Regions from separate parts of the Homo sapiens genome. Here region 2 is linked to region 1. Evidence: read pairs that join two places in POLR2A ChIA-PET (ENCODE). Cell type or tissue: A673. All regions are shown on one strand.

Region 1 (4,000 bases):
GTTGATGGCCTAGAGATGAGGCTAGTGAGAAAGAAAAAGGGAAAAGAGAGTGAATGAGAAGTTGAATGAAAAGATAAATAAGTGGAGAAATAGAAAACATCATAAAGAAGTCTTCATAGTTTGAAGGATTAGAAACTAAATCAAACAGATCCACTTCATTTCCTGAATTGTAATTTCAGGCTATACCATGTTCTACCTCCAAGGACAATTGAGTAGCTTCAGGGAATGGCTGTAAATTCCTAAAGAAAAGTGCCTTGTGGATCAAGCTGTTCCTATCTGCTGCTGTACTTTTTAGCATCTGCACTTTCAACACAATGACACTTCTTATTGAGTAATATGTGATATTTTGCATCATGAGACTATTGATGCAGAATTTCCTTTTTCAGAGCTCAATATTCCAATCAAAGCCTGTTGCATCACATCACTGAGGCCATCCACTTAATGACAAATTGTAAGATGCATATTGCAGAATATTCATGTTCATTTTATGCTCACAGTGCTTGAAATCTCCTCTAAACAGCCTCTGCTCTCAGCCTATTAAGGTGCCCGTGTTATCTACACTTCATTCAATGGTGTGGAAATAATTGTCTTGAGACGAAAGAAAAAATTGATGGTCACAAGCCAAGTCAGCACTTGTGTTCTTTTCTTACTCTGTTGAATCTGGTGTTATTTACCTCTTCCAACACCTGGGACTCCTGATAAGTCACTCCCATGATAGCTTTTTCCAGGACAGTGCTATGGGGTCTTTAGAATAAGTAGGGATCCTTCATAAGCTATATTGTTATCAGCACAATTCATGCAGCTACCAGATGTGCAAAATAGAAACCACCAAGGGCATTCAGGCAAAGGGGGCTTCCCCAGCTCCATATGGCCACTATGACATGTGCTCATGAGTTGGAGGAGGAATCAGAGAAAAAATGAGATGCACTAAACATGAGGGCCTGTGTTCTTGCGAGAAAATGCTTATATTCTGACAATGTTGGGGCCCTTTTTTACTGCCCTTCATCTGCTATCCCAGCACCTGCACCCTATAGCCTGACTCCCTACAAACCTGGCTCTACTAAAAAGACCTTCCTGTTAGAGACAGGTGGGCCCTTTTCTTCATCTCTTCCCCTTCCTCTTATCTCTGGGACGAAGCACCAGGACGCGGGCTGGTGGAGGAGAGCAATTGCCCCTGGCAGCTGATAGTTCAGCAATGCGGCCTGCGACTTTGCCTTTAAATATCAACCACATGCACAGAAAACACCCTGGCAGCCTGAGAGGTTTCCATGGTGACAGAATGCAGGCCATGACCTCTGTAAATGTAATCAGAGCACTGGGATTGGTGTGCAAGACAGGTTTAATTTCTCCTGCAATGGAAGCTCTGTGGTCCTGGCCCTACATAGGCTTCATACGTTGACAGACAACCTGTTTATCTCCACCAGGGCAGCTCTACATATGGCAGTTCCCTCTGCCCCAGAGCTGCTTCCTCTACTGTCTGAGCAGGCTGCAGGATGTAGAAGGTCACTGAGGACTGGGACAACAGTCATATCAATATCTGGCATCCTTGCGCAGTGTCCTTGGGAGGTGAGACTGTCCCTTATACAAAGAGCAGCTGTGGCGTAAGGGTCTGACCAAGGACTCAGAAGATTGGCCAAGGTTTTCATCCCTGCTGTGCCACCAACCTTGTGACCTAGGGCAAGTCATTTAACCTCCAACTTTCAACATCTTCACTCCAAGGAGAAAATGCCTGGGAAAGGGAAGGCCAAGGGCTTCCAAAGTCCGCAATTTAAGATGGTACCCAATAATGGTTAATGTGAGGATCCTCCCACCCTCAGTGGACTCATACCCCAAGAAATGAATGCTAGTCACTGGTGTCAGTGCTGCCAGTGGTGAGGGGAAGGCTCACTGTGGGAGAGGCTCAGCAGGACTTCCCCACCTCTATCCTGAATTGGAACAAAACCAGGATGCATTTTTTCTAAGCCAGCCCAGAGTAGTAGACTAGAGTTTTGCACTAAACTGACAGGAAACAGACAGAGGCTCAGAGGGAAATGTAGCTGCATCAAAGGAGGACCCCACAGCCTCTTTCCTTAAACTCCATGCAACCTCAGCAAAGAGTTTCTTTGGTCACTTGGATGCTAGCACCCCGATTCCATTTCTAATTCACATGAGATGCTGGCCGACTTCAGTTGCCAGTTATCCTGCTTCTCTGATTCTTTCACTTTTCCAGTATAGTGTTCTAAAAAACAAAAACAAAAACCAAACAAACAAACAAAAAAAGATTTGGACTAAGATGAGATTCATAGGGTTGCATGAAACATTTTTCTTCCCAGAGGGAGCTGGTCCATAAGATTCCCCTTGCAGAATGAGATTCAACAAGGAATCTCAGAATTTCAGAGCTGGAAGGAACTTTAGAAACCCTTTTACCTACAGAGAGAAACCTGAGGGACTAGCCTGGATGTCCCTGGGTTACAGCAAATTAATGGCAGAACCACAAGAGCATCAGGGCCTCACTCTGCTTGGCTGAGTATTAATTTACCTCATGGGTGCTTTTGAACCTCAAACTAAAATAGAGGGGAAGTGGGGGGAGGATTCAAAAGTGGTTGATGAACATTAGAATCAGGAAATGGTGATTTGGTTGAATCTACAGATAATAGCTTTACCACTTCCTGTGTCAGCTGATGCCAAAAGAGAGAAGATTCTAAAGAAGAAAATAGTTACGTGACAGAACTGTGGGCTTCCACACAACTGTCTCCACCCAGGCCATACTCTTTCTCTAAGGCCATTGAGGAGAGTATAAACCTGATTGCTCAGGGGTTTCATTGGCTGGTGTCCAACACAAAATCACAAGATCAAAGAACAGTGGAGTTTATAGGAACCCCAAGAGAACATCTGGTCTGACATTATGTCTTCTGGTTGCTGAGTAACTAAACCATCTAGGACAGGTAATTTAATTGTCTTTCCTTTTTATTAAAGGACTCAGTTTCCCAACTATAAATGAGGAAATAAGGTTCCTTCTAGGTCTAACATGCCAGAACTCCATGATCTCGAAAGGTGGAGATTTCCCAACCTTTTCCAGGATCCCTTTACAGCATTTAACGCATATCTTGTAAGTAGCAGGCTTCCCTGGCCTCAAGCTTAACATCATCAGTGTGGCAAGCACCAAGGGTTTGTCCAGCTCCCAGGGATTACCATGGACTCCAGGAACATGCACTGAAGTTCCTTTTAGTGTTTTAAGGAGGAGGAGGAGGCAACCATTTATGTAATTCTCATGTCGGTCCAAGTTGTTAATACTCCAGTAGTTGGTAGGCCCAACCTGAGTGCGTTGTGGCCATGGGGTGTGGTGGGGTGTGAGGTGGTGTCAATTACATAACAGCTCCTACAGAAACTGTGTGGAATAGGGGAGAAAAGAAATTCTTAGACAACACAGTTGGTTATTTCTGGAAGAAATGGGTAGGTTTGCTGCACAGAAAAAGCAATCTATCCATCATACCCCTTGTTCTTCAGACCTGCCTATGTATGCCTGAATCATTATAGAAAAGTTTCCAATTCTGAGCCCTTGAAAATCAGGGATATGATTATGCTCACTCCACTCACTGAAGCCTTAGTTCCATCCTGCCTGGGACTCTGCTATACTTGGTGTTACATTTTTGGATGTGAAATGTGCAGGGTGGACTCAGACTCCACAACCACTTGTCCCCTTCTTGGCCAAGTCACCTTCTCCTTCCAACTTCTCTAGGTAAGTAAATGGCACCATGGATAATCCAGTTGCCCAATCTGGAACCCTGGGGGGTCATCTTTCTTCCCTCTTTCTTCCTCTGCCAAGTCTAGCTGGAAAATATGTTTCAAACAATCTGTTTCTCTCTAGTCTGTTGCCACCATCCTGGTCCAAGCCACCATCATCTTCTACCTTGCAACCCTCTGGTTTTACGCCCCACCAACCCATTTTCCACCCTAAAACCAGTGATGTCATTTTTAAAAATCTGCCCATGCCTCTTTCCTAATTAAAATTTTAGTAGCT
Region 2 (4,000 bases), 70 kb before region 1:
AGTGGCTCACACCTGTAATCCAAGCACTAAGAGAGGCCAAGGTGGGTATATTGCTTGAGCCCTGGAGTTTGAGTCCAGCCTAGACAACATGGCAAAACCCTGTCTCTACAAAAAGTACAAAGATTAGCTGGGTGTGGTGGTGTGCACCTGCAGTCCCAGTTACTGAGGAGGCTGAGGTGGGAGGATTGCATGAGCCTGCGAGGTTGAGGCTACAGTGAGCCATGATTGCACCACTGCACTCCAGCCTGGGCAACAGAGTGAGACCCTCTCTCAAAAAAAAAAAAAAGTAAAAAATAAAAAATGAACTTTAGTTTGGAGAAAGGTACAAATAAATTGAACCCACAGTATTGAGGGAATCTTGATAAGCAGCAGTCACTGTAGTAGTAATAACAGTAGTGCTAATAACAATGCTAAGATTTATTGAACATTTTGTTGGATGTTGCTCTAAGCACTTTTCTTACATTAACCCATTTCCTCACACTCTAACCCTATTATTATGCCCATTTTCTAAATAAGAAAACTGAGGCATCAAGGATTAAATAACTTACCCATCATAAGAAAGCTAATGGACAAGTGGACAAGTTTCCACCACCAACAATCAGTTTCAGAACAGGACCTCTAATGAGAAACTAAGGAGGAAAGTCTTGAAAATATAATCTAACAATTAAAACAATCATCAAAATTAACTGAGTCTTTCTCTAAAGATATTTTACTATTCTAAAATAATTCAGTGACTCAGTCAACCAATTCAATATTTATTGAATGTCTTCTATGACAAGCCCTTTGCCCAGGTACTATGGATGAAATGATGACTATAATAGATATGATTCGTCTACAGATATATTTCAGTATCTTTCATACTGCAAACACACAGTTCTAGGTTGCCACCCCAAATTCACAGAGTCTATAAAGAACTTAATCGGACAAGTAAAAAACAACGCCATTAAAAAGTTTGCAAAAAGCATGAACAGACACTTCTTAAGAGAAGACACACAAGTGGCCAACGAATATATTAAAATGCTCAACATTACTAATCATCAGAGAAATGCAAATCAAAACCATCTCACACCAATCAGAATGGCTATCATTATTATTATATTTTTTTGAAACAGGGTCTCGCCCTGTCACCTATGCTGGAGTGCTGTGGCGTGATCATGGCTTACTGCAGCCTCAACTTCCTGGGCTCAAGCAATCCTCCCCACCTCAGCCTCCCAGTAGCTGGGAGCAGCACGTGCCATCACACCTGGCTAATTATTGTATTTTTTGTAGAGACAAGGTTTCTCAATGTTGCCCTAGGCTGGTCTCAAACTGCTGAGCTCAAGCCCGCCTCAGCCACCCAAAGTGCTCGGATTACAAGCGTGAGCCACCACACCTGGCCAGAATGGTTATTATTAAGAAGTCAAGAAACAACAGGTGCTGGTGAGGCTGTGGAGAAAAGGAACACTTATACATTGTTGGTGGGAATGTAAATTAGTTTAGCTGCTGTGGAAAGCAGTTTGGAGATTTATCAAAGAACTTAAAACAGAACTACCATTCAACCCCGTAATCCCATTACTGGGTATATATCCAAAAGAAAATAAATCATTCTACCAAAAAGACATATGCACTTGTAGGTTCATCACAGTGCTATTCATAATAGCAAAGACATGGAATCAACCTAGGTGTCCATCAACAGTGGATTAGATTTTTTTAAATATGGCATATATACACCATGGACTATGATGCAGCCATAATAAACAATGAAATCACGTCCTTTTCAACAAGATGGATGCAGCTGGAGGCCATTATTCTAAGCAAATTAATGCAGAAACAGAAAACCAAATACTGCATGTTCTCACTTATAAGCGGGAGCTAAACATTAGGTACTTATGAACATAAAGGTGTGAGCAATAGATACTAGGGACTAATAGAGATGGGGAAAGAGAAAGAGGGGTAGGAGTTGAAAAATTATTGGGTACTATGCTCACTATTTGGGTGATGGGATCATTTGTATCCCAAGCTTCAGCATCACACTATATACCCTGTAACAAACCTGCACATGTACCCCCTGTGTCCAAAATAAAAGTTGAAATTGTAAAAAATAAACAATTCACAGAAAACATTGTCAGGCTTCTGCTGAAAATAGGGCTACTGAATCTAAATCAACAGATTGCAAGGGAGAGAATATCAGATTCTTGGCCATGGAGCTAACCAAAGAACATAGTTATTGAGATTAAAGTACTCAGAGCTTTATTCCCTCAGTCAGCTAATTAGATAGATCCTGATGAAACAGGTCAGACAAACAACTGTAGCTATCCTCATATTATTAGAAATACTGGTCAGGTGTGGTGGCTCACACCTGTAATCCCAGCACTTTGGGAGGCCAAGGCAGGTAGGTTGCTTGGATCCAGGAGTTCGGGACCAGCCATGGGTAACATGGTGAAACCTTGTCTCCACAAAAAAAAAAAAAAAAAAAAAAAAAAAAAAAAGCCAGGCATGGTGGTGCATGCATGCCTGTAGTCCCAGCTACTTGGGAGGCTGAAGTGGGAGGATCCCTTGAGCCTGTGAGGTTGAGGCAGCAGTGAGCCATGATCATACCACTGCACTCCAGCCTGGGTAACACAGCAAGACCCTGTCTCAAAAAAAAAAAGAAAAGAAAAAGAAAAAAAGAAAGGAAAAATAATTCTATTTCCCAATTATAAAAAAATGATTAACATTTATTAGCACTTACATGTTAGGCATTGTGCTAGATATACACATATACATATGCATATACATCATATATATTTTTTTGAGACAGAGTCTCACTCTGTCACCCAGGCTGGAGTGCAGTGCACAATCTCCATTCACTGCAACCTCTGCCTCCTGGGTTCACGCGATTCTCGTACCTCAGCCTCCTGAGTAGCTAGGATTACAAACGTGTGCCACCATACCCAGTTAATTTTTTATCTTTTAGTAGAGATGGGGTTTTCCCATGTTGGCAAGGTTGGTCTTGAGCTCCTTGCCTCAAGTGATTTACCCACCTCAGCCTCCCAAAGTGCTGGGATTACAGGCATGAGCCACCACGTCTGGCCCTGTGCTAGGTATATGTTTTACATGTGTTATTTTATTTATTTATTCATTTTTGAGACGGAGTTTTGCTCTTGTTGCCCAGGCTGGAGTGTAATGGTGCAGTCTTGGCTCACCGCAACCTCCGCCTCCCAGGTTCAAGTGATTCTCCTGCCTCAGCCTCCCGAGTAGCTGGGATTACAGTCATGTGCCACCATGCCCGGCTAATTTTGTATTTTTAGTAGACAGGGGTTTCTCCATGTTGGTTAGGCTGGTCTCGAACTCCTGACCTCAGGTGATTTGCCTGCCTTGGCCTCCCAAAGTGCTGGGATTACAGGCGTGAGCCACCATGCCCGGCACATGTATTATTTTATTTAATCTTCATAAAAACCCTAGGAGGTCAGTATTTTTTTAAGACAAGGTTGCATTCTGTCACATAGGCTGGAATGCAGTGGTGCAATCATAGCTTATTGTAAACTTGAACTCCTGGGCTCAAGCAATCTTCCTGCCTCAGCCTCCGAAGTAGCTGGGACTATAGGTGTGCACCACCACACCTGGCTAATTTCCTTTATTTTTCATTTTAGTAGATACAAATTCTCACTATGTTGCCCAGACTGGTCTCGAACTTCTGGCCTCAAGTGATCCTCCTGCTTTGGCCTCCCCAAAGCACTGGGATTACAGGCATGAGCCACTATGCCCAGCCCAGGACTACTATTATCCTCATTTTACACATGAGGAAACTCAAACTCAGGAAGGTCAAACAACTTGGCCAAGATCACATAGCTACTAAGTGGCAGAACCAAGATTTGTATCCAGGTTGTATTAGTCCATTTTCACACTGCTATAAAGATACTACCTGAGACTGGGTAATTTATAAATAAAAGAGGTTTAACTGACTCACACTTCCACATGGCTGCGGAGGCCTCAGGAAACTTAAAACCATGGTGGAAGGTGAAAGGGAAGCAAGCACCTT

The links. ChIA-PET counts read pairs that join two places held together with the same protein. Peaks named below come from ENCODE experiments on the same cell type or tissue, not always from the same donor. Only the 100,000 strongest peaks of a DNase experiment are listed, where the experiment ranks them.
Region 2: POLR2A ChIA-PET joins it to region 1 with 6 read pairs; 8 of 35 experiments call an interaction of 5 or more read pairs at or near these places.

The regions. Positions count from the first base shown.
Region 1 is chr17:48,438,886-48,442,885 of GRCh38, forward strand. It overlaps a transcript of SKAP1 not described here. Among named protein-coding and RNA genes, the nearest start is that of SKAP1, 11 kb to the left of the region's middle. In A673, no CTCF peak of the experiment used is centred here; DNase peaks (open chromatin) are centred at 1,966 and 2,596; H3K4me3 peaks cover 415 bases; H3K27ac peaks cover 2,355 bases.
Region 2 is chr17:48,369,219-48,373,218 of GRCh38, forward strand. The region is part of intron 2 of SKAP1 (src kinase associated phosphoprotein 1); the gene reads right to left. Among named protein-coding and RNA genes, the nearest start is that of SKAP1, 59 kb to the right of the region's middle. In A673, no CTCF peak of the experiment used is centred here; no DNase peak of the experiment used is centred here; H3K27me3 peaks cover 494 bases.